Linked DNA regions of Homo sapiens: region 2 is linked to region 1. The links are chromatin loops, found by intact Hi-C in ENCODE. Cell type or tissue: CD4-positive, alpha-beta T cell. All regions are shown on one strand. Links, peaks and the distances in the headings refer to the core of each region. The heading gives the core; the rest is flanking DNA. Region 1 holds the start of SMIM15 (small integral membrane protein 15). Region 2 holds the start of DEPDC1B (DEP domain containing 1B).

What was found. A loop is a pair of places that touch in the nucleus more often than their neighbours do. Peaks named below come from ENCODE experiments on the same cell type or tissue, not always from the same donor. Only the 100,000 strongest peaks of a DNase experiment are listed, where the experiment ranks them.
Region 2: it touches region 1 in a loop (3-fold over the local background); 4 of 110 quality-filtered maps call a loop at or near these places.

The regions. Positions count from the first base shown.
Region 1 is chr5:61,159,823-61,174,750 of GRCh38, forward strand. It overlaps SMIM15 (small integral membrane protein 15), which reads right to left and starts at 2,646. Exons shown (of 3, transcript NM_001048249.4): 1 at 2,395-2,646; 2 at 1,266-1,405; 3 at 1-377. The coding sequence starts at 349. The coding sequence ends at 125. It overlaps SMIM15-AS1 (SMIM15 antisense RNA 1), which reads left to right and starts at 2,494. Exons shown (of 4, transcript NR_109908.1): 1 at 2,494-2,704. RefSeq lists enhancers at 1,813-2,709, 2,195-2,274, 2,345-2,604, 3,135-3,234, 3,275-3,334 and a silencer at 2,785-2,894. In CD4-positive, alpha-beta T cell, for the core only: no CTCF peak of the experiment used is centred there; a DNase peak (open chromatin) is centred at 2,699; H3K4me3 peaks cover 1,989 bases; H3K27ac peaks cover 1,395 bases.
Region 2 is chr5:60,694,592-60,709,688 of GRCh38, forward strand. DEPDC1B (DEP domain containing 1B) reads right to left here and starts at 5,575. Exons shown (of 11, transcript NM_018369.3): 1 at 5,455-5,575. The coding sequence starts at 5,502. LOC124900982 (a long non-coding RNA gene) reads left to right here and starts at 5,649. Exons shown (of 2, transcript XR_007058779.1): 1 at 5,649-5,750; 2 at 7,063-7,496. In CD4-positive, alpha-beta T cell, for the core only: no CTCF peak of the experiment used is centred there; a DNase peak (open chromatin) is centred at 5,570; H3K4me3 peaks cover 1,845 bases; H3K27ac peaks cover 338 bases.

The sequences.
Region 1 (14,928 bases), core at 1-5,000:
TGGTCAAATTTCATTTACTAAATCATACTGTCAAGAAATCCAAAGAAGAAACTTTAGTGGATTCTTCCAAAGCTGTGTAATTTTCCAAATGATTTTCCTCTGGTTGCAAAGCCTGTTCAGTCCTTCAATCCTTTTTTAGTCGTTTAGCTTTTGCAATGTTTTCTTGGCGTTTTTGCTTCTTCTTTTGCTCCTTCTCCCTGGCCTCAATCATCTTGGCCAATTTCCAAGACAGTACAGCACTTGCTAGGAACAGTGGAGTAAGGGCCAAAATAACGGTTGTAAGGAAGCCATAGGGGTCCTTTGCAGCCCATTCCACAACATACTCAGCCCAAGCCTTTATATCAAACATCTTCACAGCAGTCTTATGAAAACTGGGGCTGGGGGAGGCGGGTGGAGAACACAGAGGAAAAAAACAGGAGAAAAGACTATGTGGTTAATCAAATTTTGAAAAAGTTTCCTCACACAACCAGTTAACTCAGGATTCCATTATCACTCAGTTTGCTTTTTTAAAAAGTACAACTTAGTACTATTGTAATAAGGACTAGTATCTCTGGTTAGGAAAAAGTAATTCATCTAGTACAGCCAGAATAGTGACACTTCAAAGAGGTAAAGTTATAGAAGATTTAAAAAAGCCATGTGACTCTGTCATAAGGACTATGCATTCTCACATGCCTCCTATATTCAAGACAAACTTTATTTAGGAGGAGGCTTTTATAAAAATCTTGAGTTTTCTGTGGTCATTCCAGGAAACAGCTGAATACAGTTTGTCATTTTTTGACATATCCTTAGTATTACTAATTAACAAAAATACAAATCAGCAAATTTGGTGTTTGAAAAGGACAAGCAACAGAGCATGTGAAATGCTCGCAGAGAAGGAGAGATGACTATTTCCCCGAATGGGAAGGAGAGGGTAAGGGAGTCATGACATCGCATTAATATGCCAAAGAAGCAAAAAGTACTGTGCTATTTTATGCCCTTTCAGCTTTGAGGACCTCTGTTGGAATAAGCCTAATTTAATAAATGAGAAAGTAGCCTTAACAGATGCCATGTGTTTTGTTCCTTTTTGAGTGTAAGGAAAAGGCAACTGGCAAATGAGGATTATGTGACTTGAGTGACGTTTTCTATTTTGCCCCAGAGGCTTTTCTCCCTTTCATGTTTGTGTCAACCGCTATTCAAAGTGGAGAATTAGAATACCTGGGTAGGGAATGAGTGTATATACATCCACTTACAATTTCAACTGGAATTTTTTTAAAAAAATCATCTACCTTATGCTTGAGTAGTGATCCCTTAACTTTGTCCTGGTGTTATTAGTGACCCAATCACGACTTCAGATGACCCTTGGTAGTCTGTCTTCTTGAGTTCTACTGTACACATCTGAGAGACGGTTTAAATTCTGTACAATTGGCTAGTTGGAAAGAATACAAAAAATAAAACAAAATTTAAGTCACAATTTCAGGATAATTGTAATAAAATTTTAAATGGAAAATTTCTATATTGTATATATGCAACCTATATGACATCTAAAATTGCCTATCCGGTATAGTAACTTAATACGTTTCTTCCTCATTTGAATTTACAATTGCAAATGCCCTGTAAGAAAATCCTAATTACTGGAAATCAAGTATTTTACTAAGTTACTTATTTCAATAATAAAATTTTTTTAGTTCATTGACATACGGGAGACAAGTTGGCTCACTGACTGACTTACACAGCGTATCCGTTCCTAGATTTTCAATTTTTATACTAAAAATGTTGCCACTCATTTATTTACTGGATTAGGTACACCACTACAAAATCAAACAGCTCATCTTACTCTTTATAAAGGTTTTTTTGGGTCCATCATACAATTTGTGTCCTTTACTTAAAAAATTAGAAGACATAACCAAACAAATTATAGTAATTCACCCACAGTCCCATTACCCCAAGAAAACTGTGACTAGTTTTAATTATATCTTCCCCACGATTTTCAACTGAACACACATGAAAGTGCCTAATACGTTAAATATCTTAGCTCCTGGACTTCATACGACCTCACCCATACAGTTAGAATTAGGTACTACTGAGATCGATCTGCCTTCACCTTCTCCAGCCCAGTAGCGAATAAACAATGTAAGTTTCAGAAATAAGCAAAAGAACTTTGCAGTAAAAGAGCCATGGTCCACAGGCCACACATCTCCCTGCAACTCAACTTCGGACCCAAACGCTCGCGCCTCCACACTTTCAGGAATAAATCCTACTCTTCCGCCCAAAACGGATCGACCAGGCTCGATCTCCCAACCAGACCCGCGTGGCCCCTGCGGCTGCAACGGGTAGCACTTGACGGCCGTCCGCACTTCCTCCTTTGTCTTTCCCTTATTCCTTACGTTTCTCCCTTGCTCACTCTTCCCTCCTTACCCTATCGGGGCTGCAGACCCACGGAGGCCACGTTCACTCCTGCCCGTCGGCCTTGGCAAGCGCGGGCCCCTTGTCGCGCAGAGCGGAGGGTCCTGGGAGATCCTGGGTTGGCCCAGCCACACCTTGCGCCGCCGCCGTTTCTGCTGGACACCAGGAGAAAACCACGGCAGCTGCAGCCACCAACTTCCCCTACATAGCCCCACGGGATCGGATCCCACTCCCCACTCACCGCCAGACCGGAAGCAGGAAGGCGGAAGTCGCGGCCTTTGCGTCCCGCCCACAGGCGACCCGAGCCGCCAGCCGGGCGTGAGTAAGTCTAGGGCCCAGTTTCCGGCTGCGCCATTGCTGTGTGGGTCTTGGGACCTCGAGTTGGAGGACGCGGGAGGGTGGGGGCGGGGGCAGGGCAGCGCTGAGATTTCCGGGGAGCGGCAGGTGAGGCCGCGCGGGGCGGGTGACGGCACCCGGGCGGGCTCCTTTCCAGGCTGGAGCCCGAGACTGCCACGTCCTGCGGGGACCAAGTGGTGGGCGAGGAGGCGTGGAGCGGCTTCAGGACTCGAGGAGCGGTTCCGAAGCAGCTAGGGACTTTTGCCTTTGCCCCCCGAGGTCGATCGGAAGACAACCCCCATCCCCTGCTGTAGCGGGACAGTTGGAGGGTCATGGGTGGGTGAAGTGTTTGGCTGAGGGAAACTCAGACCAAAGAGCAGCGGCAAGAAAGCAGTTGGGTCCCCACAAAACGCCCGAAGTCAAGGTGAGGGTCACACAACGACTCTTGACGATTCCGGCGAGTTCATCCTGGTGCACATCCCACTCCATGCCTCTCTCTTCTGGTTGGACAATAGTTACATCCTTACGAAAAGGAGGCAAGCTACTGGGCCTTGGTGGATCCACTCAACCTTGTTACCAAGGGACATGCCGCCATGCTATGTGAAAAGGGGGGTTTTGTTGTTTGTTTTTAATTTAAGTATCTAATTCGTTTCACGAAAGAATGATCAATACCGGCCCAGAGTAAACTTGATAAGTAATTAAACTGTCAGGGCATAGAGTTCCCATAGAGGTGCTTGTTCTTTCAATACACAAATAAAGGGATGCAAAAGTCAACATGCAGAAAGGGTGAGTTAATATTGTCTTCTAATCTACAGGAACTGAAAGATTAGCTAATCTGGTTTGGTTGGTGACCAAATTTTGTGATTGCTTGCACTGTTTGACTACCTCTGACAAATGTTGCAAGACCTCTTCACTGATTCTCCAAAGACTATAGAATGTTCTCTTTCAGGAGCAAGCTGCGACATGTTTAACTAGTTTAGGTAAAACAACAATAACTGTTATTTACCAGGGAACAGGCTTTTGGCAGATAATCTAACGATCTACGATACTGTTCGTTGGGCATATGTTAATGTTTGTAATGTTGTATTACCAGCAGTTGTTTTCTTACTCCTTTTTATTTGAAAACCTGGATGATAGTTTCAAAGCCTATGCTGCTTAGGCCTAGCCTGTACCTTAGTAGCCAGAAAAAGTAGACTCAGTCACTGGATTGTGTGCACTGAATACTTACTTGAGATAACTGATTTTTCTAAAACTTCCCCAAGTCTTGAATCCAAGATGTGGGCAGAATGTATTATTTTAACATCCTTCGTTCCAGAGGCCAATGCGTGTTTTATTTTAATCATGATAGGTGGTTTTCCCAGTTACTGCCTCCGGATACTTGCAGTGCTGCATCCCTAGTTAAAAGCCCAGAAGTCTTGGGCAGGAAGGAAGGGCATATAAAGAGAAAGCCTTTGTAGTTCTTTAGCTGTAATCTAGACCAGGGGTCCCCAACGACGGACTGGTACCTGGTTTGCAGCCTGTTAGGAACGGGGCCGCACAGCAGGAGGTGAGCGATGGGTGAGTGAGCATTTCCGTCTAAGTTCCGCCTCCTGTCAGATCAGCAGCATCATTAGATTCTCATGGTGCGAACCGTAATGTGAACTGCATGTGCGAGGGATCTAGGTTGTGCGCTCCTTATGATAATCTAATGCCTGATGATCTGAGGTGGAACAGCTTCATCCTGAAAGCATCCCCCATCCCCGTCCATGGAAAAATTGTTTTCCACGAAACCAGTCCTGGATGCCATTAAGGTTGGAGACTGCTGATCTAGACCATGCCTTTACAATCTAAGTTTGCTCATCTAGCTTCAAGTTACAGGACAGTCTGCAAGACCAGGAACAGCATAGGGGTTGCCACAGTGGAGCTCCTTACTGCAGTCTGCATTGCCTTAACTAAAGGTGGTGTCAGGATTGATTCAAATACTGTGAACTACTTTCCATAAAGAGAAGTCTGAGCTCGTGAACTGAGATTCACAGTTGTGGTACAGTAATGTTATGTATACTCTGATAAATCACTCTGAGTGTGTTTCCACTTAGATATGTGGAAAGCATACTAGGCAATCTCCAATGCCCTTTCAGCTTTAAAATCTGTAAATTGGACTGGATTTGGTCATTTTTCTTAAATAAATAGCATAGTAAGGTATTTGATAGAAACATTATTGCAAGTTTTCTTAAGGTCTTTTTTTTTTTTTTTTTTTTTAATTTTGAGACGGAGTCTCTGTCACCAGGGCTGGAGTGCAGTGCTGCGATCTTGGCTCACTGCACCCTCCACCTCCCAGGTTCAAGCGATTCTCCTGCCTCAGCCTTCTGAGTACTTGGGACTACAGGCGGGCATCACCACGCCCAGCTAATTTTTGTATTTTTAGTATAGATGGGGTTTCACCATTTGGCCAGGATGGTCTCGATTTCTTGACCTCGTGATCCACCCGCCTCGGCCTCCCAAAGTGCTGGGATTACAGGCGTGAGCCACCACCGCGCCTGGCCTTTTTTTTTTTTTTTTTTTTTAAACACGGTCTTGCTCTGGCCCAGCTGGAATGCAGTGGTGCGATCATAGCCCACTGCCTCTTCGAACTCCTGGGCTCAAGGGATCCTCACTCCTCACCTTCTGAATAGCTGGGACTACAGCCACAAGCCACCATGCCCAGCTTAGCATACTCATTATTTTTTAAACCTATGACCAGTGTTAATTTTCTGCTTAATGTATTCAGTTCTAAGTCAAGCCCAACTAGAGAGAATGAGTTTCAGTGATTTTTTTTTTTTTTTTTTTTGAGACAGGGTCTCACTAAGTCACCCACGCTGGGGTGCAGTGGGTCCATCACTGCTCACTGCAGCCTTGACTGCCTGGGCTCAAGCGATCCTCCCACCTCAGCCTCTAGAGTAGCTGGGACTACAGATGCATGCCACTATGCCCAACTAATTTTTAAAAATTTTTTTCTAGAGGCAGGGTTTCACTCTGTTGCCCAGGCTGGTCCCAAACTCCTTGCCTGAAGTGATCCTCCTGCCTTTGTCTTTCAAAGTGCTGGCACTACAGGTGTGAGCCACTGTTCCAGGACAAGATCTTATTTCTTTGTTTGAAAAGATCCTTAATCAGGTTTTTATTCTCTCAAATGTCTGTCAGAATACGAATTTAGAATAACAAGGAAATAAGGTCTGCTTTATTTACTTTTAAGAAATAAAATATTATTCATGTAAGTTTAGCCAAACTAACTAAACCTGATGCTGTTAATGAAATAGGGCCTGCCTTTGCATAAGATAATTCCTGTGTAGTATATCACACCACCAGCCTCTTCAGCACTAGTGTACTCTATTGCAATTATATTTTATAAGTAGAGCCTTATAAAATTCTTTTGTCTATTGAGAATGGAAGTCCTGTGGCAGTCCCATGCCATTTTTTTTCTTAAAAAGTATTTTTCCCTTGATTGGTGCAAAATTATATCTCATTCTAACCCATGTCAAAGTTGTAAGTAGTGAAACCAGAATAAGATTCAGATAATATTAAGATAATAATATAGTTTAATAATAACAATTGAGTGTGTCTAAAAGACTTTGAGAGTTCTCTTACCTGCATCTTACTTTGATGGAATTGGTTTCTTCCCTAAATTTTATTTTGTGAGGTTTTTTACTTCCATTGAAACATAATGCAAAACATTTCTTAATAGGCACATTTATGTAATATTTATTTATTTTTATTTATTTATTTATTTTGAGGCAGAGTCTCGCTCTCTTGCCCAGGCTAGAGTGCAGTAGTGCGATCTCAGCTCACTGCAGCCTCCACCTCCCAGGTTCAAGTGATTCTCCTGCCTCAGCCTCCCGAGTAGTTGGGACTACAGGCGTGCACCATCATGCCCAGCTAATTTTTGTATTTTTTGTAGGGATGGGTTTTTACCATATTGGACAGGCTGGTCTCAAACTCCTGATGTCGGGTGATTTGCCCGCCTCAGCCTCCCAAAGTGCTGGGATTACAGGCCTGAGCCACTGTGCCCAGGCAGTGATTTTTTTTTTTTTAGCATAATCAGATTTTAGTGATATTTGAAAGTTTATACAGAAGAATAATTTTTTTTAAAGCTACTTATTGTGGCCAGGCACATTGGCTCATGCCTGTAATCCCAGCCCTTTGTGAAGCAGAAGCAGGTGGATCACCTGAGGTCAGGAGTTCGAGACCAGCCTGATGAACTTGGTGAAACCCGTCTCCACTAAAATTAAAAAATTAGCTGGGCGTGGTGGCACATGCCTGTAATCCCAGCTACTTGGCAGGCTGAGGCAGGAGAATTGTTTGAACCCAGGAGGTGGAGGTTGCAGCAAACAGAGATCATGCCATTGCACTCCTGCCTAGGCAACAAGAGCGAAACTCCATCTCAAAAAAAAAAAAAAGCTACTTATTCCAGCTCTTTGGGAGGCCGAGGCTGGTGGATCACCTGAGGTCAGGAGTTCGAGATCAGCCTGACCAACATGGAGAAACCCCGTCTCTACTGAAAATACAAAATTAGCCAGGCATGGTGGCGCATGCCTGTAATCTCAGCTGCCCGGGAGGCTGAGGCAGGAGAATTGCTTGAACCCAGGAGGCAGAGGTTGCCGTGAGCCGAGATCGCGCCACCGCACTCCAGCCTGGCAGCCTGGGCAACAAGAGCAAAACTCCATCTCAAAAAAAAAAAAAAAGTTACTTATTGAGTACTTAGTATGTACCAGGTGCTGGGCTAGGTGCTTCACACTTATTATCACTAATCCTGAAACTAAACAACACCACAGGATTGTATTTTTATACTAATTTTACAGATAGGGAACCAGAGACTTTAAAAATAAAGCAGGAATTTTAAGTATATCTGGCCAAAATCTCTGCTCTTTTTTAATCGAAAAACAAAACCATTGTAGAATCAAAAAACATGCTTTCATTCTATGAAATCAGCGTTTTTTGTCTTTCATTTTTCTTGACAAAAAATGCTGATTTTATAATATGAAAGTATGTTTTTTGATTCTATAATTGTTAACAGATAATAACTAAAATCCCCCCAAACTTCAAAATTGCCTATTGCCCAGGTGGTGGCAGCATGTCTCAGAGAGCCAATGTGCTGGGGAAGGTTTTCTCCAACCTTGCCAGTTGATCGGCTTCTTCATCCCACATACATGACATTATAAACCTCTCAATTCTCTGTTGGGCTCTTTCACTGCTATTAGACCAACCCATCGGTGGTTCATGGTCCCATTAGCCTCATCTTCTGAATGGGTCATACTCTGCCTGTTTCAGCCTATTTTCCCTGCAAAGTGTGACCAAATTGTTTTCTGGAAAACTCATTTAGGCCTATCCTATAAGTTGTTTCAGTTAGTATTTTTCCAACCATTATTAAATGTTGTTTGGCAGAAACACCTCCTAAACTGTTAGTTAATATTATTAAGAAATGCTTGTTTAAATTAGAAGGCATGCGTCTCAAACTTTGGAATACACCAATTAAAGGAGATAATGAAAAGCTTATAAAAGATAGAGGCCGGGTGCGGTGGCTCACGCCTGTAATCCCAGCACTTTGGGAGGCTAAGGTGGGTGGATCAAGAGGTCAGGAGATCGAGACCATCCTGGCTAACATGGTGAAACCCCGTCTCTACTAAAAATACAAAAAAATTAGCCGGGCGTGGACTAAAAACACAAAAAATTAGCCAGGCGTGGTGGTGGGTGCCTGTAGTCCCAGCTACTCAGGAGGCTGAGGCAGGAGAATCACTTGAACCCGGGAGGCGGAGCTTGCAGTGAGCCGAGATCGCGCCACTGCACTTCAGCCTGGGTGACAGGGTGAGACTCCGTCTCAAAAAAAAAAAAAAAAAGGATAGAATTAGTCTTCAAAATAAGAACAATAAAATTCAATAGGGAGCAGTACAAGGTTATATAATTTGGAAGGAATGCATATAAATATATAGCAGATTACTCGTTAAACTTTCATTAGCCAAAAATTGCTTAAAACGTTCTTTTCATATGTTTGCAGGGCTACTGCCTTCCTAGAGGTTTCAAATGAAGTGCTACCTATTACAAAAGGCTTCTCCACCCCCATAACATTTTTTTTCTCCACAGCTTTTACCTCAATCTGATACCTTGTTTACTGGTTCACTGTCTATTTTTTCCACTAGAATGTAAGCTATATGAGGTCGGTTACCCCAATACCTAGAACATTGTTTTAAATAATTGATTTCACGATGTAGCATTGTTGCTTACAAATAAAACTGAGAATGTTTGAAGGAATTATGAAATAATTTAAATCCTGGATATTTGTGAAGCTCATAGTAAAGTGCCAAACTGTTGAAGTATGTTTTGAAAGTGGTGAGATACCCTAGTAGGAAGAGGTCTAAAAGATTAGTAAGATGTTTTGGGAAAGGTTAAAATAATTGTAGTTATCGTGTTAATGAGAGAAGACTAGTTACTTAATGATTTCCAACTTCGTAAAAGTATTTACAGGAAAGTCGTGATTCATCATTTTCATTGATAAAAAGAATTAGTCCTAGGCCGTAGGTGCTACGATTTAAGATAAGAGCAAGCTAGACTAGAGATCTAAATAGAGATCTTTGAAAATGGGATAAGAGTGTATACGCAGACTAGATGCCCTCACTAGATACTTTCCAGCCTGTGATTCCAAACGCAGATTGTGGGAGAAAGATTAGATAGCAGGTGCTTCTGTTGTTGATAATTCCTTGCTACCCATGGCCATTGCCATTTTAAAACCAATTCAGTGTGTTTTTTGAGCGTAGTCAATATAGGTGATTATATATTGCTGTTTTGGGTAGTTTATATTTGTTGACATAATACTGAAAATTGGATGTGTGCTTTTTTAACTCCAAGACTTCATATTTACAATGCTTAATCTCCAGAATGCCACCATACATGTACATGCTGCAAACTAATTCCCTGTAGTTAGCAGCCATCCTTTTGGAGGAGTAAAATGTCCAGTAAATCTGAAGCCTTGGGTTGTAGTCCTGCTAAAATCGTAAGAGACCCTAAACTTTCTGGCTGAAACTAGAGGATCAAATATTAGGCCTGTCCCTATATGATTTTTAGCTATGTCAAGTAACTTTTTATTTCTGTACTGGGTTCTCCTAGCCATTAAATTAGAATTGCTATCCCATTGGGAAGACTAATTCACGTTTAAGAAGCCTTCAGTGTAAAAGCTTTGTATTGCAAAAGCAGCCCCTAGCACGATTGCCTTCACCAAGTAGCATTTTAATTTAGACCTTCTACCTTCACCTAAGCTAACTGCTTAAAGTAACCATGCAAAAATTTTTAACTGCATTTGCAATATGATGTTGTCAAGGGTATTGTCCTCTGTGTCATATTGTGCCCTTTTACTTTTTTATTTTTTAATTTTATTAGAGATGGGGTCTTGCTGTGTTGCCAGGGCTGGTCTCAAACTCCTGGCCTCAAACAATCCTCCTGCCTCAGCCTCCCAAAGTGCTTGGATTACAGGCGTGAGCCACCACACCCAGCCTCAGTGTCCTTTATATAAAGTCCCATGTAAGATATATTAGTAAGTGATTCTTAGAATAGTTTCGGAAGCCACTTTTTGATAGTGAAAATTTTGTCAGGAAGCTCAAGCCAAATTTGAAATGCACGTTTAACGGTCATCCTAACCTGCATACTTGCATTTCTTTTTAAATATGCTTTTCCTAGAACAGATATCCTTTATCATTATTGTATATGTTCACGTAGGAAGACATCGCAATCCTTTGTGAAATAATGTGGGGTACAGGTTGCCTGTAGGTAAAGTGTTTGAATCTCAGAAGTTTACATAGAGACCCCTGATATGTTAACAGGTAGTTACAAGTAAAATTCTCCCATTGATCCAAATTTTTATGTTTATTTTTAAATCTCATAACTATTCAGAACCATTAGTTCTCATTCAGAACTGTGGAACGTAAGAAATCATTTGGAATTGCATCCCAAAGTCTAATTCTAAAAGCTAGTTTGTGTCTTTAAAAAGCTTTCAGAGTATAATGTGTATATTTGGAATCTACTTTAAAAAGTGAACAAAAATTTAATGATACCAGGCTATAAATATAGTTTCCTAAACCATCAGTTACACATCCTGGTCCCTCACTTAAAGACATCCTGGTCCCAAATTTTTAGTTGCATCTGCTGAGTTCAGTTTATGTTTTTAGGCTTCCTGGCTTAAAGTAAGGAAGTAGAGCAATCTGAAATCAGAAACTCCATTCTGTTTCATATATGTCTTCTTGAAGTAGGGTAAGTAATACTGGCAAGTTTGATGAGTTTCTGGAGGCTTTGAATTTGAAGTTTTCCTAAATTTTTAGATTTGCCCTTGACCAACTAATTCTCCACTCTCTGTAATAAGCAGATAATAATAATTCCTGCCTTCAGACAGAAAGTTGGACCAATTTTTTTTTATTTTTTTTTTTATCTCTAGGTTTTAATATTCTGTTGTAGGACTATGCCACAGTTGTAGAGTTGTACTGTTAATGAATATAGGTGTATAGGAATCTGATGTAATCTCTAGTTCTGGGTTCATATTTTATCTCATTATGTGGGTCAAGGAAACTTTATTTTTGTGCCTAGATTCCTATATCCATAAAATAGTATTAATAATACCTGTTTATTGTGATACTAATTAATAAACATGTAACTTCCTTTTGATAATAAAAAGGTTGTATTCTGTAGAATTCATTTGTAAGATGATTGTTGGGAGCTTACACAGATTATCATGTAATTAATACTATAAATAGTAGCTAAGTTCCTCACTTAGCCTGTAAATGCAGATTTGACACACAGCCTAAGTGGAAATAGTGCCTCTGTGTAAAAATGGTAGAAATTTTAATACTGGTAGTAAATAGTGGCCAGACATGGTGGCTCACGCCTGTAGTCTCAGCACCTTGGGAGGCCGAGGCAGGAGGATCCCTTGAACCCAAGAGTTCAAGACCAGCCTAGGAAACAGGGTGAGACTTCCTATCTCAAAACCATAAATAAATAAATTAATGAAATTTTTTAAATAGCAAAAATTCAATGAATTTTTGATTGCCTTGTACCACAGTATGATTTTGTAAAGAGTTATAGAAAATGAATTTGTCTTGGTCCTTTTTTTCAAACTTTTATACCCTGGAAGGTATGAATGCTTTGTCAGCACTTTTTGGACCACTTTACCATATATGTAGCATTGCATATATGCAATACGTATATGCAATCATATATGTAGTACAGGAATCACTTTTTGTTGCATCTGTCTTCAAATCTGCTAATCCTTTTATACCACAGAGAACTCAAAGCTACACATGGGCCTATAAATTATTCATGCATGTATGTAATGCATATGGAATATAGTCCTATACATTAACTGTGATGTGCCCTCACCCTGTATCCCCCACATTATTATCTGTAGAATGAGATACAAACTTCTTAGAGGATCCTAGAGATCCTACTAGTCTGGCCCAGGCTCCTTACAAATCTTCTGCATGATAGATTTATTTCAGACCTCTTGTAATTCCAAGACATGTCTTCTGGTTCGGTGGTTGAGGGTATAGACTCAAACCAAACTACCTGGTTTGAATCCCAGCTCTGCCTCTTGCTAGGATGCTGCTGCTATGAGAATGTACCTCACAGACCCCCAACTACAGGGAGCTTACTTGGCCAAGGGCCCCAGCTGCTTGCTATGCTGTGAAATCCATCACTATGTTTGTGCTAAGACCTTGCTTTTCTCACAGTTCAGCAACTGAGCATCATAGAGATTCTAGGAGACCCAAGACTCTTCTGATAGCCAGCTCAGGCTCAAGGACATCCCCATTGCTTTGCCAAGCCTTCCTTAGGCTACATGGCAGTCTGGTACACTTCCACACAACCTTCTTTCCCGCTCTCTTACATTTGGGGTCAGACTTGCATCCTAGTGTGATAGTCCACCAGTTCTTTCCCAGCTCCTTCCCTATCTTCTCTCACAGGTGTTTTCCCTAATAAAAAGTCTTGTACATTTAGTCCCATCTTGGCATCTACTTCTGGGGTGATAATATTGGAACAGTCCCATCCATTACCTGACTGAGAAGATGCCACCTTAGTTGGTAGATGGAGCATTCATAGTCCCAGACATAACTTTGCAGCTTAATTGCTTAATTTCACCAGTGTTGACTTGGAACCCTGTCCCAATAGAAGGAAATAATGGGGCTAAGTGTGATACAGGCATTTGAAAATGCTTGCAGAGACAGCAGAGTTGGCTGGTTATTGCTAACTTAAACACTACAAGTGGAAAACAAGAAATGGGACTGTTAACAAGCAGTTAATAGCTAAGTATGAGAGGCTCTATGGTAACTTACAAAGAGGTCTTTATCACCTATAGGACAGATTCAGTTGAACCACAGGTTCAAGAGCTAATTGTTAAGAGTCACAGAGCTCCAGAGACATTGGACCATTTAATATTTAGAATAGGCAGGTCTATTAATGTAGAGAAACCTGGGATCCTGAACATGGGATGGGGTCTGGATGGATGCCCCTGCAGCTCCCTCTGGACCTTCTGGTCTAACTAGTATGTCTGCTGTGCTGGAAGATACAGAAGCTTGCTGCCACAAGGCAGTAGCCCTTTCTCCCACCTTCTCCAACTTCCCCTACTTCCTTTCCTGGCTGCCAAGCCAGTAACTAAGATTAAATCCCAACATAACCCAGCTGGGACATGCTGACGTATTTGCAAGAACCAGGGGAGCACTCTTGGGATTGGATTTTAAGGGTGCTTGGGTCTGTGGACTAAGCTGTCTTAGGACAGCCAAGTAAAACACTGAAACTGCCTCCCACTCCTGCCAAGATAGTAAATCAGACACAATATTGTATCCTGGGGGAATGACGGAAATTAGTCCCACTATTTAAAACCTGAAGGATGGAGGAGTGGTGGTCCCAATCGTATCTTTTAATTTGCAGGCTGCTCCTTGAAACTGAATAGATCCTAGATGGTAACTATAGACTTCTACTAACTTAACCAAAGAATAACCCTGCTCTCACCTGCTGTGCTGGACTCATTGCTAGAGCAGATCAGTACAGATACATGGTATGCAATCTTTGATTTGGTAAATGCATTTTATACCATTCCAGTTGGAAAACAGGATCAGAAATAGTTCACATTCATGTAGAACAGACAAAAATATTCAGGCTGAGTTTTGCCTCAGCCTGTGTTAACTCTCACCCTCAGTCATAATATGAAGAACTCTGGACCATCTCATCCCTCAGAACACCACACTGATCCAGTTTATTGACAACATCCTACTTATAGGACAGGATGAGGAAGAGATAGCTAGTATGGTGAAGGCCTTGGTAAGATACCTGAATGCCAGAGGATGGGAGATAAACACTGAAGATTCAGAGAACAGTCACATTAGTAAAGTTTTTAGAGGTCCAGTGCTCAGGGCAGTGTCGAGATATCCTCTCCGAAGTGAAAGACAAATTGCTGCGTCTTACAGCCTCTATACCAATAAGGAAGTATAGCACTTGGTAGACCCCTTTGGGTTCTGGAGGCAACACATTCTACATCTAAGAGTAATGAGCCAGCTCCTCATATACCAAGTGACGTGGAAGGTCGCCAGCTCTGAATGGGGCCCAGAACAGGAAAGGGCTCTGCAACAGTTCCAGGCTTCAGGTGCAAGCAGCCCTGATACTTGGATCATATGACCCAGCAGACCCTAGTGTGTCAGTGGTGGGAAAAGATGCAGTGTGGAATTTATGGCAAGTCCAGTGGAAGAGTCATAACATAGGCCCCTGGGATTCTGGAGCAAGGTGATAACGTCTGCAGCAGAGAATTGTATTCCCATTGAGAAACAGCTCTTCCATGTCACTGGCTGCTATAGAGACTGAATGCTTTACCATGGGACACTTAAACCTCCTCCTCCCTATCCTTGAGTGACTGACTTTCTAACTCAATATTTATTAGTTGACATTCTACTGAAAGAAAGCATTTTCCTTCCTCCCCCATTCATTTTTTCATTTGTTTATAACAGAATGGACTCATGGATTCTTAGTCAACAAATCAAATATTGTTACTGTTGTTACTTATTTTGATGTTCTAACTGTCCCAGTTTTGACCAATGGGAACCCCAGGATGTCTATGTCCTTTACTTGTGTCCTCATCATTCTTTGGGGACTTTCTTGCTTTTTGGTACAAGATGTTCCAGGCTCAACTTGTACTATTCCCACTCTAGCCCTGCAATTGGCTATTTCTCCAAGGAG
Region 2 (15,097 bases), core at 3,350-8,349, 460 kb before region 1:
AAGAAATGATAGATCCATATTTTGTTTGCATTTTCATATCTTTACCTTTAGTCATATTCATTTCTTCTTCTGAGATTTGCCATTTTTCTATTGGGTTATCTCTTTTTTAAAATCAATTTTAAGAACTGTTTAATCTGTTAATGTTTAAAGGGCACAGAAGTCAGGAAAGTTAATCGATTTTGTTCAGCTCAATATCCTCACAACAAAGACCAGTGCCTGACATATAGTATACCCATTTAATATGTACTGATGAATATAGAATATTAAACCTTTTTGTTATATGTTACAAATGTTTTATCTTAGCCTATCAATTTCTTTACATAGTCTCTAGCTATACAATGATTTTGTTGTAGATGTTGATGTTTTTATAAGGAAATAATTATCTATTTTCTTTATCAGTTCAGGGTTTATTCTCTTAAGAAAGCTTCCCTATCCTGAGGTATTAAAATATTTATCAAAATTTCCTTTTAATATTTTAGAGGGTATGTTTTTTAATATGTAAACCTTTAACTGAATTTTATATGGTGGGAGGCAGGGGATCTCTATTTTTTTCTGGATGGAGAGTTGTGTTAGTCCATTCTTGCGTTGCTGTAAAGAAATACCTGACACTGGGTAATTTATAAAGGAAAGAGGTTTAATCAGCTTACGGTTCTGCAGAGTGTACAAGAAACATGGTGCCAGCATCTGCTCAGTTTCTGGTGAGGCCTCAGGAAGCTTTTATTCAAGGCAGAAGGTGAAGCGGAAGCAGGCAGAAGGAGGCACATAACACAGCAAGGGGGGAACAAGAGAGAGTGAGGGACAGGGTGCCACACTTTTAAACAATCAGATCGCACATGAACTCAGAGTGAATACTCACTCATTGTCATGAGGACAGCAACAGGCCATTCATGAGTGATCTGCCCCAGTGACCCAAACACCTCCACTAGGCCCCACCTCCAACACTGTGGATTACATTTCAACATGAGATTTGGAGGGGATAAACGTCCAAACCATATCAAGAGTCAATTATGCCATGCTTTTCTAAATGAACAGAAATATTATTAAGTAACCTTACATATCACACTTCTTGATTGTTTCTATCCCACTGAGCGACTATCTGTTCCTGTGTAATACCATACAGTTGTCATTACAGTCAATTAATACCAAGTATAAATCCCTGGTAGGACAAGGCCCCTGTCTTCTTTGTAAGGGAATGTGAAAACTTCTTTCTTTTTTTATTTTTTTTGAGACAGAGTCTCGCTCTGGTGCCCAGGCTGGAGTGCAGTGGCGTGATCTCGGCTGACTGCAACCTCCGACGCCCTGGTTCAAGTGATTCTCCTGCCTCAGCCTCCCAAGTAGCTGGGATTACAGGCATGTGCCACCACACCCAGCTAATTTTTGTATTTTTAGTTGAGACGGGGTTTCACCATGTTGGCCAGGATGGTCTTGATCTCCTGACCTCGTGATCCACCCGCCTCGGCCTCCCAAAGTGCTGAGATCACAGGCATGAGCCACCGCACCCAGCGTGAAAATTTCTTTTTGTGAAGTTCATTTCTTTTTGTGAGGGAAAACTTTTTTCAGTTCTCAGAATTTTACTCTTCAGCATGAGCTTTCAATTCATTGCATTCTCCCACACAGGAAAAAAAAATCCATTAGGATTCAGAATGGATTAACTGCTCTATTGCTACTGACTTTTATTTCATACTAGAAAATGTCTAATAAAACATCTTTATCAAAGTCTCATTGCCCCTTTTAAAAAGAGCATTTATAAATAGACTTTTGAATTTACTCATTTTGATTTTGAATGGCATTTATCATTATGGGTTATATTTCCTTAATATATGAAATACTTTAGATTTTTTAAAGCCTACTGAGGTCACTTTGGTCTCTGTTCCCACTTATTTCCAAATATAACTAAGGGGTTATTTGGCTACTCTGCTCAGAAAGAAAAATAAGTATCTTTAAATAATCTAACAATATACCATTCTCAGTCACTTTTGGAAACAAAATATCCTCTGTCAATAAATAACAAGAAAGAGCTTGAGTTTTTTTTTCATGACATTATATTTGAAGAGAATCTTTACAACAAATGGAACAAAACAGATTTGTTTTATGATTTTAAAACACTTTTTGTTTTGCTCTACTTATTAATTTCAGTCCCCTAGTTTCTCAGGAAAAAATAAAATCACACAATTGTTTTTTCTTAACATGATGAGGCAAACTATAAGACATACACCTACTGCTGTGCATCCTGTTCTTTTCTCCAGGATATTCCATTTCATTTCTTCTTAGTACCAAAAATATTATGATAGCGGTGCTATAAAGAAAACTGACTGGTCTGGGAGTTCAGTGACAACCACTCCTAGATCTACTTGCACTTGCCACAACCTCGTTGTGTGATCTTGCCATTCTAACTCTCAGATTCAATGAAAGCTGTATGTCTTTTAAAATTTATCAGTTGCATCAGACCATATATATAACTCAGAATAAGTTCAAAGATTTAAGCAGTTTCTAGAAAAAAAATTTTTCTCTCTACTTGAATGAACTATTTATACCAAGTTTACAAAGATGAAAGTTATTTCAGTGAAAATGTATAAATGGATAACTAGCTTCACATTTATCATGAGTTGGGGCTGTCATTTGACTTTTGTCATAACATTTTACCTAATCCACAAAATGTTATTTTCAAATAAGACTTTGGTGCTTTAGAAAAAGCACCAAAGAGCTTTTTCTAAAGCTGTACATGCTTTGAGAAAGTAAAGTGAGCCATGAAAGGAGAAAATAAAGGCCTAGTTTTTGTATCCCAATAGATTTTTACCAAGCTTCCCCTGAAGAAAGTTTAGAATGAGCATGATGGGAAAAGGGAGAAATTGTATGCTGCAGATAGAGGGAGGAAAGGCCAACTAGGTCCAACAAGTAAAAAGAGGACTAGTCTCAAACTATTAAATATATGATTTACCTAGCAAAAGCTTTAAGTCACAGCTGAATTACACTGGGGAAACAATTACAGACTTTACAATGGAAAGAAGCATCTTCAATGTTGGCTGCAATCACTGACAGCAGGAATACTCACTTTTGAAAAAAAAAATTGGCTATTGTTTTCTGTTTTCCACATCTTAGTTTAATATTATGTTCCTCAAACACTATGAAGTTGAGAACTGAATTGATTACCTGGGAAATTCTGGTGAAACTGAGGTGTTTGTTTCATTAATTATCCATGTCATTTATCTTCTTAACTTAATCAACCTAAATTTAGCCTGAATATTATTTGTTAGGGACTGAAGACTTCTAGAGAGCAGAGAGCACCTTTTTTTAATTAAACAAATTCCTTTGATAATATTTTAATGTGACTCAAGAATCCAGCACTATCTATATATGGACCCTCTGCATCCATGAAAAGAAGTACCTCATACAATTCTGTGAATATGAGACTAAAATACAATTCCAATTATGAGGTATTTTTTTTTTAGTCTAATGCAGGAAGAATGAAGACTAGTCACGTCAAGAACCACAGCCTTGCTATGTTTTCCTTGTGTAAGTGCTGTAAATAAATTGGTGAAGGGAATGATCAAATGCCTTATTTTCCTCCCTAAAGTTAGACTTATCAATATTCTTGACCCCAGATCATTCTGGTGTCTATACTGTATAGAGTGTTCGCAAAGATGAGTGCAATGATTCTTCCCATCCTCTCCACATGCACCTCTGTGGCTTTGCCACCCTGCCCATCAAGAAGTGGAGTTGAATTTCTAGAATCTGGATTTAGCTGTTTAACTTGCTTTGACCAATGAGATTTGAAGAAAAAGTCACAAGCTGAAACTTCCTTTTAGCTACGTTGGAACCATGAGACCACTACGTGAAGATGCCTCCGATAACCTGTTAGAGATATCTGGCCCAGGTAACAGCCAGGACCAAGTCAAGCAGCCATCTTCCATCATCCAGTAATAGCCAAGTCACATTATTTGTGGCACATGAGTGACCTCCACAAAAGAACCATTGACATGAGTCTAGCCCAGATTACTGATCCAAAGGATGAGCAAATAAAATGCTTGTCTTTATGCCAAATAAAACAATGTCACAGACTCTCCCAATCTCCTTATTATTTTTTTTTTTTTTTGAGATGGAGTTTCGCTCGTTGCCCAGGCTGGAGTGCAATGGCGCGATCTCAGCTCACTGCAACCTCTGCCTCCCAGGTTCAAGAGATTCTCCTGCCTCAGCCTCCTGAGTAGCTGAGACTATAGGCGCATGCCACCATGCCCAGCTAATTTTTGTATTTTTAGTACAGACGGGGTTTTGCTGTGTTGGCCAGGCTGGTCTCGAACTCCTGACCTCAAGCGATCCATCCCCTTAAATCATGTAAAATTTCATGAGTATGTGCCATGTGCAGTTTTCTGTGAAGAAGATCCTTAATCTTCATCAGATTCTCAAAGCGATCTATGAGCCAAATTTAAAAAGTAAAGACCCATCAGCCCCAACTATGATTTCTCTTCCAGAAGCTGGCCTTCTCAGCTCTGGCTTGACTTACTGGTATAGTGTGTGGCTGGCTTTGGAAAGAAAAGGAAACTCTATTTACATTATCTGTATCCCAGCATCCTCACCTCTTCCATGAGTCTAGCTGAGTAAGAGTTTGGATGTTAGTTCCCATCTTTTCCTGTGTATTCATTATAATGCATGGAACTATGAGAGTAATTCCCATGTTAAATGTGGCCAGAGAGGTCGGCAGACCAAGGAGCAAGTTACTGTCCTCCCAAATTACCATTACACTTCCACAGAAAGTCCTCTAAAAACTTGCCACAGACATTACCAAACTGTCACCCTTTATTGTTCCAAGTCAAAGCAGACCAAGTACACCTCAATACCAAAGCTTTTCTCCCAGAAAAAAAAAAAAAAAAAAACAGGAACTCAGAGTCGGCAAAGACTCTCCTAAAACATCTGTCCTGGCCAGCTCTTCATCTGGATCGGTGCTGACAGAAACAGAAACGCCAGGGGCCGGAAATGCGGCCAGCGCGATGCCCCTCTGTTCTGGGCACCGTTTATTCGAATACCCCGTCAGGTATCATCAGGTGTCACTCAGGAAGGAGACACGCCCTGCCTGGACTGCCGCGAACGCTGAGCGTTACGGGGTACGTGGTGGCCCCTCAGGTTACCGACCGGGTCGGTTAGATTCCAGAGGACAAAAGGCAGGGAACAGCCTGGTCTTGGGGTCTTTAAACAGAGAGGCGCCATCTACTGCCGAGAACCCAGTCAACATCTCATGGACAAAGCTGCACTAACCCCCGGCCGGCTGAGCTCTGGGCCCCGTTAGCCTTTCTTTGAGGCTCGTCCACTAAAAGGCAGCCCCAGTAGTCCCAGCTGAAATGCTCCACACCCGAGCCCCGCTGGCCTGCGGAAGCGAAGACTGACAAGCACTCTGTCCGCGCGCTGAGTGGGGGCTCGCGGCACCGGGTGCTCCGCCCAGGCCCCAGCACACTCACTCACCAGCCTGGTAGCTCGGTACGGCCCGGGCCCCACGATGCGATGCTCCATGGCGCGTAGGCAGCAGCGGCCGCAGCCGCGCCAGCGCTGATCCCCGCCAGCCGGAGGAGCAGCAGTTTGAATCCCAAGCCCGCGGGCTGCGGGCGCTGATTGGGCGGCGCGGCAGCACGTCACCGGAAATGCGCGGGGAGGCAGGCGTCTTCTCCGAGACCCGCGGCGCTGGGAGCTCCGCGTGCGAACTTGCCCGGGGCGAAATCTGTTGCCCACCCTGGTCCCACCGTGCGAGCACACCTAGGCAGGTGCGACTAAGGGGCCGGGGGCGTCTCCCCAGCGCTGGAAAACGCTGTGCAGCGCCCTTCCCAGATTTCTGCGTCCGCGCAACACAAACACACGCAACGCTATCTCTACAAAAGGGTCAATAATAGGTGTTATCCAGCGACCGAAACCCAGCTTTGGGCCGCGTGGATAAATACCTGTCCTCCCTACCAAGTGCACTGTGAGCCTGGAGGTGCTGCTAACGCTGGGAGAAGCGGTAGTGAAATGAAGCGAGGCGACAGCTTTTACCAGTGTAGGGACATTTAAAAACGGGATAGAGAGCACAAGGAGCGTAGACAGTGTGTTAAGGGCAATAAAGAGCGGGAAGGGAGCCCCGATTCCTCTTCTGTTTGTTCTCATGATAGTCTTTTCCCCTTTAATTTGAGTTCTATGTTTTGTATTGGGCTGATACTTTTAGTCCTCGGCAATAGGGTTGTGAGTCCTTTTTTGACTGCTTAGAATTTTCCCCCTGGGAATTGCTAGTCCGATTTGCAATCTTTCAGAGGGACAAATGAAGTAACTCCATATACTTAGGACTCTGTACACCTACTCAAATTTGGTCATCTCGGTAAGTACCCAGGACAAGACGTTGAAGGAGTGAAGGTGTGCCATTCCAAAATATGCCTAATTGGTATATTGATTATTTCGAGCGGAAAACATTGGAGAAATGGTAGTTTCAGAAAGGGCAAGCTGACCTGCCTCTTCGATGCAGCAGGCCACAAAGATTTCTCTGGGATGGGCATCCTCTCCCTACCACGGTGAGAAAATAGCCTTTATCACCAAAGGCTTGGAATTGAAGGCTGCAGTGGACCTGAATAAACATTCTTAACGAAGTAACCCTATCTTCCACTAGGAGATATAGGAGATTTTTTACATATATCTTCTAGTGACTCCCTAGAAAATGTTACTGCCTTTGTGAGCTGTGGAAGTTAACTCGAGTCACAGGGCACCAAAATATGTTAGCAGCTGCCCATATCCGAGACACGGCCCCAAAGTATGTTACAGGCAGTGAATTCCTACAGATCTGCAGCAACCTCAATTCTTGACTCCTCAGAAGAAAGAGTTCGACTGAGGGGCATAAGGCAAAAGGAGAGACCAAGGCAAGTATTAGAACAGAAGTGAAGTTTATTAAAAAGCTTTGAATGAAAGGAAGTACACTTGGAAGAGGGCCAAGCCAGTGACTTGAGAGATCTAGTGCGTAGTTTGACCTTTTGACCTGGGGTTTTATACGTTGGCATACTTCTGGGGTCTTGCTTTTGGGGCTTTGCATTACTTCTCTCCTGATTCTTCCCTTAGAGTGAGCTGTCCACAGGCGCATACTTGAGCCCACTTGCCCAACTCCTAAGATCTTATCGGGAAGCTGCTGATCAACAGTTCAAGTGTTTTCTATTAGGAGACTGCCTTTCCCTGGTGCCGGCTGTGACCAACTATTATTTTAGAGAGACAATTAACAACCACCTGACCATCACCTGATGGCTGCCTGACATTCCTGATGTGTGTGTGTATGAGGGGGAGCCCTCTCCTGCCCTGCTCATGCCTGACTAGCTACCTACTGTAACACCTTAACCAGATTTTCTTTGTCATGGCTTTTCTTCTCAAATTTATCTCTCTTTACCTAAAAAAATGAATAAAAGCATCTTACTTTGGCCACTTCTTCAGACTTCACTCTCTTGTGAAGATCCCCATGTGCACATAAAACTAATAAAATGTGTATACTTTTCTCCTGGTAATCTTCCTGGTGTCAGTGTGGTTTCTAGATACAACTGGAGAGCTCATTAAGAGGTAAAAGGGAGCTTGGAGGTGATCTCTGGCTCCCCTATAACATCATAAGAAAGATCTAAGTAAGGGATTGGACCACCTCTTCTCATCCTCAAAACCACACCACTACCACCACCCATTTGCTGCCTTAGGTTTTTATTTAGCCCAAGAAATGTCCTGAGATGATACATATATATTGCTTTTGTAATTAGAAAAAGCAATTTAAAATTTTTTTCTTACTTCCAGTAAGTGAATCCTTATCAGAACTTTTTTTCTTTTAACCTCTAAGCTCCATGGAAGAGATCTTCTTGTCCTTGGCAAGGAATATAAAGAGATACTTGTGTCCTTGACACAAGAAGCAGGAGAAAGGGAATTTTAAAGCCTTGTCTGAGACCTGCCACCACCTATCATGGTGGTGAAACTAGAATCTGATACAAAACATTATGTCCAGCATTATGCAGCTTTCTAGTTCGGTAAGTATCACAGACTGTGAAATTCCATAGATCTGGATTTCAATAATGACTGGTACTGCTTACCAGTGGAGTGACTTCAAGCTAATTATTTAATTTCCATCTACTCACTGGTAAACTGGGAATATTAATGATTATCTTGCAGAGTTGTAAGGATGTATGTAAAGTGCTAAATATAGTGCCCAGCATGTATTTAAAGTGCCCAGCATATAGCAGTAATAAAAAGAACTATATATTTTTTTAAAAAAATCATGCCAGCTTCTTGAGCATTTCCCAAGAGCCTGTTATTAGCCATAGACAAGATGGCTGTTACTAGAAAGGCATACTTCCAAAGGATCTACATATCAGAAGACACAAAGAGTCATTGCACGGGCCAGGGACATCTCCCCAACGCTGGACAATGCTGTGCAGCACCCTTCCCAGACTTCTGCACTCACGCAACACAAACACACACACTATTTCTCTACAAAAGGGTCAATAAAATGGTGTCATCCAGCGATGCCTCATGCCTATAATCCCAGTACTTTGGGAGACCAAGGCAGGTGGATCACTTGAGCCCAGGAGTTCAAGACCAGCCTGGGCAACATGGCAAAACACTGTCTCTACTAAAAATACAAAAATTATCTGGCTGTGGTGGCACGCTCCTGTAGTCCCAGCTACTCAGGAGGCTGAGGTGGGAGAATCGCTTGAACCTGGGAGGTGGAAGTTGCAGTGAGCCAAGATCGCCCCACTACACTCCAGCCTGGGTGACAGAGTGAGATCTTGTCTCTAAATAAATAAATAAATGCCTCAAAGAAATCGAGGTTTTACATTTGTTCATTCACTTATTCAGCAAGTATGTAAGAATACACTACTGTGTGTCAGGTATAATTCCAGTCTGAAATCATGCAATAGATAAAATGCAGCTTCTAGGAGCTGACTCCTAAGTAGAGGAAGGGATGACAAGCCAGCTATAATACATTCAAATATGTATTATATATCAGGTGGTGATTGAGTACTGGGAAGAAAAGTAAAAGACTAAAGTGGAGAGGGTGGTAGGGGGAAGTTGCTGTTTTGGTTCAGGTGGTCAGAGAAGGCATCTTTGATGAAATGACATCTGTGTAGACGATCTGAGTAAAGTAAGGGGTAGTTGTCTGGGGAAGAGCTTCTAAGCCGAAAGAATGAGCAGCCCATGAGAAACTTCCAGGAGACATGGGAAGGAGGTTGGTGCTGACTAAAGTGAGGGAGTAAAAGGGGCAGTGGAGGAGATGGAGTTGAATACAGAGTGGAGTGGGGCTTTCAGACCACATTATGGGCCATGGGATTCTGATCCTCTTCTGAATTAGTGAAAATATATTAGAAAGTTTTGATCAGCAGAGTGATCAAAACAGATCACAATCACTCTATTGATCTTTGGCCAATCATTTTGGCCAAATCACTCTGGCCATTGCGTGGATACTGGACTCGGGTAGGCATTGAGGGTGAGAGAGGAGGCAGGAAAACCAGTTGAGGAAGCTGCTACAATACCTCACTGGAGAAAGTAAACATATTTGCTTGGTATGGTGCTTGGCACATAGTGGCATTCAACAACTATTTACTGAGTGAGTAAATGAGTGAGCAAATGTATTGCTCATGTAGTGTATTCTTACATAAGCTTTAGAAGTTATTCATTTCTTAAAGATCAATTTGATTCATTCATTCTGTTTGCCATTTCTCATATGAATATGGGCAACAAAATAATAGCTAGCTTTTACATTTTTATTTTAATGTATCAAATTTGTTTTTAAAACTCTTACTTTTTATCATTAAAGTCCTCTGAGATTTTGAGTTTGGGAAAATACAATCTGCACATACTCCATGACTTGTGTTATAATTGCCCCTCCACCTCCTGCCGCCTCACACACCATTACAGTACAAAGTTAGCATAATAAAACCTGTGCCAAGGAATATAGCTAAATGGATTTTCATATTTGAGAATAAGCTCAATTTCTGACACATCGCAGCTATGCCATGTAGCACATATGGTGAAGTATAATTCTCTACACCTCAGAAAGAGACGTAATGAAAAAAAATTTTAATTAACATTGATCTGGCCAAGAAATATAGGATGAATTAAAGGAGGAAGATTCTGAAGATAGGAAAGCCATTTGGAAGACAGCTGAAGGAATATAGGCATGGAATTCCATGAGTAATAGAGTGTTATGAGAAAATACCCACATAATCTTGAGCAAGACTCACCTTCTCTGATTATCAGTTTCCTCATCAGTAAAATAGAAATAATAATGGTACTTGCTTCATAGGGTTGTTGAAAGACTTAACTGAGGAAATATATACAAAGCTCTTAGAATTTTGTTTCCCTTATATGGTAGGCAGAATTCTAAGAAGGCCCCTATTTCAGAAAAAGAGAACATATATGTACATAATATACATATATGTACAGACAGAAAGAGACAAAAACAGACAGAGATTTATTAAAAGGAACTGGCTCACATGACTATGGAGCCTGATGAGTCCCAAGATCTGTAGTTGGGAAACTGAAAACCCAGGAGACATGATGGTGTATTTGCAGTCCAAGTTCAAAGATCTGAGAAACAGGGCCAATGGTATAGCTCCAGTTTGAAGTCTGGTAGGCTTGAGACCAGGAAGAGCTGATGTTTGTTTCAGTTTGAGTTTAAAGTCAGGAAAAAAATTGTTCCAGCCTGAAGGCATTCAGGTGAAGAAATTCCCTCTCATACAAGAGAGAAACAGTCTTTTGTTTTATTGAAGCCTTCCACTGATTGGATGAGGCCCACCTATATTAGAGAGGGCAATCTACTTTAGTCTATTGACTTACATGTTAAACTATCAAAAATACCCTCAAGAAATACTCAGAATAATGTTTGACCACATATCTGGGCACCCTGTGGCCCAGTAAAGTTGCACAAAAAATTAACCATTACAGCCCCTGAGATCCCCAGCCCCTGATATACATAAACCTTCTTCCCATTATTCAACCAAACACTAATCTAGACACTGCTGTAATGGGATTTTGCACATGTAATTAAGGTTGTTGATCTTGAGGTAGGACAAATATCTAGATAGGCCTACTTAATCATATGAGCTCCTTAAAAGGAGAGAAATTTCTCCAACTAGTTGTATAAGGGAAGCCAGAACTAAATTCCACCAACCTGAATGAGCTTGGAAGCAAATTTTCCCCTAGAGCCTCTACAGGAGAACTCAGCTGGCTGATGCCTGGATTTCAGCCTCCCAATACCTGATACATTGAACAGAAAGCAGCCACACTGTGCCAGATTTCTCACCTACTGAACTGTGAACTAATAAATAGGTGTTGCTTAAAATCCAGTTAATCTGTAGTAATTTCTTATGTACCAACAGAAAACTGATACACATTTTACATACAAAACTCTGAAATGCTTGTTCTAGTTACTCTATGGCTGGAGTAGGAATGGGAGAAAAAAATCAATATTTAATGAGTAATTATTTACAAGGGATGAGGGAGAAGAAAACGTCAAAGATGGCTCTAAATATATTCTGGAAAGCTGGCAAAAAAAAAAAAATTGTGCCATTAACCATAAGGAAAGAAGAGTTGTCTGGGTAAGCAAGAAGGAACATGGAGAAGGGGTCTCAGACTTTCCTGTGCATAAGAATTGTCAAGGTTCTTATGCATAGTAAAGCGCATAAAACTCAATTTTATGGATTCCACCCACAGAGGTAGCTAGAAGTACCTAGATTCCATAGCTAATTTGCTGTTTGACTATTTGCTAGTAGCTCCAAAGATCCATGACATGTACAGATTTCTAATTTTGATGAATCAAAAACTTGAAATCCCCACCTTGGGGGATGGAGTGTAAGAGAATATCATCCAGCTTGTAATTAAGCCCATCCAGCCACCTGGAATCCTCAGCTCAATATGGCTTTCTACTTTTCTAATAGAGAAAAGTAGAGTTAATCTCTACTTTTCATGCCAATGCATGTTACCGGAAAAAATATTTTGTTATACTGATATTGGATAATTCACACAAGCCATTGGACTTATTCCTTATACATGCCAAAGGCCAAAAGAAGTCGATACTTGGACATGCAGCATTCAAATGAGAATGAAATATCCAAAGAGAAATAACCCATATTTGAAAATACTAGATGAAGAGGTTGGGTACAGTTGGGGAAGTTAGAGGGAGGAAGAATAGAGAGAGGAACAGAGGACCTTACCAATGTCCCATTTCAAGGCTTTTGGTTTATGGCCTTGACTGACCTGTTTCTCTGGCCCTCATACTACTGCCTCACCCCTGTGTCTAGACTTATCTTCCTACACCTGGCTCTTCATGTACCACAATCTCTCAGCCTTCCCTGGGCCCGTGATAAATCTTATGACAGGGGCTTGTCCCATTCTTGGCTCCAACCCTGGAGACTAAAGTTCTGGACATTCATCAAAGACCTTCTCCTCTATTTTACTTTTAAAGGCACAAGATTCAAGTTTCTGCCTCAGCAGAATTACAGATCATTACATATTACTGAACTTTGGGGCAGCTGACAAATAGTCAAACAATATATTGTTTGATATCCAGTATTAGTAGATCAGTTGTCTGGCCCATGGCACCTAAGCTCAGTTTTAAAAGAAATGAAAAAAGTAAGATAAAATTATTGGCATTTTTTAAAGATTCATCACAAATGGTCCCTGAAATAGCAAGTGTACTTAATTTAGCTGGGGGGAAAAAAACTCAATTAAAAGTTTAAAAAGGAAGTTAGGGTAGAAGGGTGGGGAATATATAGAACTTTTGGGAAACACTACTGCCAGATCCTACAGACACTTAGAAGAAGTAAGGTGCTCAAGGCAGAGGGTGCTTCCTTCAGGGCAAGATATTTAACAGGAAATTTCTTACACCTGGAATCAACAGTAGAGCATCCTGTGTGCCTAGGCCCATGGACCACACGCACATGCAAGAACCCAGAATCAGAAGTGGAGAGTAGCCGGGTGCACAATCTCAGTGACTGGAGGATTGCTTGAAGCCATGAGTTTGAGACCAGCCTCAGCAAAATAGCGAGACACTTGTCACTACAAAAAAAAAAATTTTTTTTTAATTAGCCAGACTTGGGGGCACACACCTGTGGTCCCAGTTACTGAGGAGGCTGAGGTGGGAAGACTGTTTAAGTCCAGGAGTTTGAGGCTGAAGTGAGCTATGATCATGCCACTGCACTCCAGCCTGGGCAATAGAGCGAGATTCTGTCTCTAAAAAATAAAAAATAAATTTTAAAAAATGGATAGTGGTCGGCGTCACTAAGCCAGAAACAGGATGAAATTGAGATTGTGAGCAAAAGCAGTTGGGGAACAAGGAAGGTCTGTGAGCTGGGGTTGGGGCAGGGTGTCTGTATGTGTTGGGCTACCTTGAAGGGCTAACAAAGGCAACAATGGTGATTGTGTTCGCCCCCAACACTGCTGCTCTTATTTTCTTGCACAGCCAAGCAACTGAAACTTGAAAGGTTATAAAAATATAAAAAACAAAATCATTTTAAGCTTTTGTCCTTACTGATGATGATTAGATTTTATATTTTTCTTTTATTTATTCTTAAAGGTTTTAATGAGAATTCAAATGTAGGCTTATCATTTAATCATATTCAATGTTTTGAATCTGATAAATCCTCTGTGGTATAAAAATACACATTTTATTAAAAGACTTTTTAGAGTAGTTTTAGGCTCACAGCAAAATTGAGAGGAAGGTTCAGAGATTTCTCATATACCCTTTTACCCACATGTGCATAGCTTCTCTCATTATCAACACCCTCCACCACAGTGGTGCATTTGTTACAACTGATGTTTTAACTTTTCACTGGGTTATAATACATTGATATATATTTCTTTTTTAGTAGGAATCTAAGTCCCTTCCCAAATCTTATGTGAAATTGTAATCCCCAGTGTTGGAGGTGGGGCCTGCTGGGAGGTGACTGGATCATGGGGGTGGTTTTCAATGGTTTAGCATCATCCTCCTAGTGCTATTCTCCTGAGGGAGTTCTCATGAGATCTGGATAAAGGGTATAGCACCTCTCCCCTTTCTCTCTTCTTCCTACTCCCACCATGTAAGATGAGCCTGCTTCCCCTTTGCCTTCTGCCATGATTGTATGTTTCCTGAGGCCTCCCTAGAAGCTGAGCAGATGGCCAGCATCATGCTTCCTGTACAGCTTGTGGAACTGTGAGCCAATTAAACCTCTTCTTTATGAATTATCATCCCAGGTTTTTCTTTATAGCAATGCAAGAATGGACTAATACACACATATGGAGAAAAGTACACAAATCTTCTTTATATTTCTTGGTGAATTTCACAACCTAAACACATCCTGTAACCAGCACTCAGATCAAGAAACAATATATGAAGAGTATCCCTCCTCAAGCAGTTCCACAGTGTAATGGTGAACACTCTGGATTCTGAATCCAGCTGTTCAAGTTCAAGAAACAAAGGATGACCAGCACCTGAGAAGACCCTCTCATGGCACTGCCAGTATCTACTCGCTAAGGGTAACTGACACAGATATTTTACTGTGTAAGAAAAAAGAGAAGCAAAAAAGACTATACAGCAGACCAAAAAGGGAACAGACGCTGAGACACAAGTTACTAGGAATTTAGTCCCTCTATGTTATAACCCAAAAACCAATGTTGGAAACTTAAGGAGAAAAAGATAAAAGGATTTTATTTAATAGACAAAACCCTTATAGTATCCAGTTTCAGACTGGATCTACCATTTGTGAATTTTCCTGTTTCAGTTAAAACTAAAGAGTGACTTTCTAGACATTGAAATCTGTTTGACTGCATTTTCCTGTCTAACTTTCTCTGAAAAGCCTCTGGCTTGCTCCTGGAATTAATTCGCAGGGCAGTGGTGTTATTCCAGCTCCAGCGAGGGATTAGTAGAGAGTGGCTCTGCAGAATTCACTATGAAGTTGCCTCCAAATCTGTCAACAAACCAGAACCCTGGAGAGTATTTTAAAAAGAGTTGCCAAGGCCTGACTTCAGAGCCCTTGAAAGTAGCTGCTTTTAGGAGGGAAGGACCAGAAGAGTTACCACAGAAATGTCTTTTTTTTTCTTTTTTTAAGATAGGGCCTCACTCTGTTGCCCAAACTGGAGTGCAGCGGTGTTA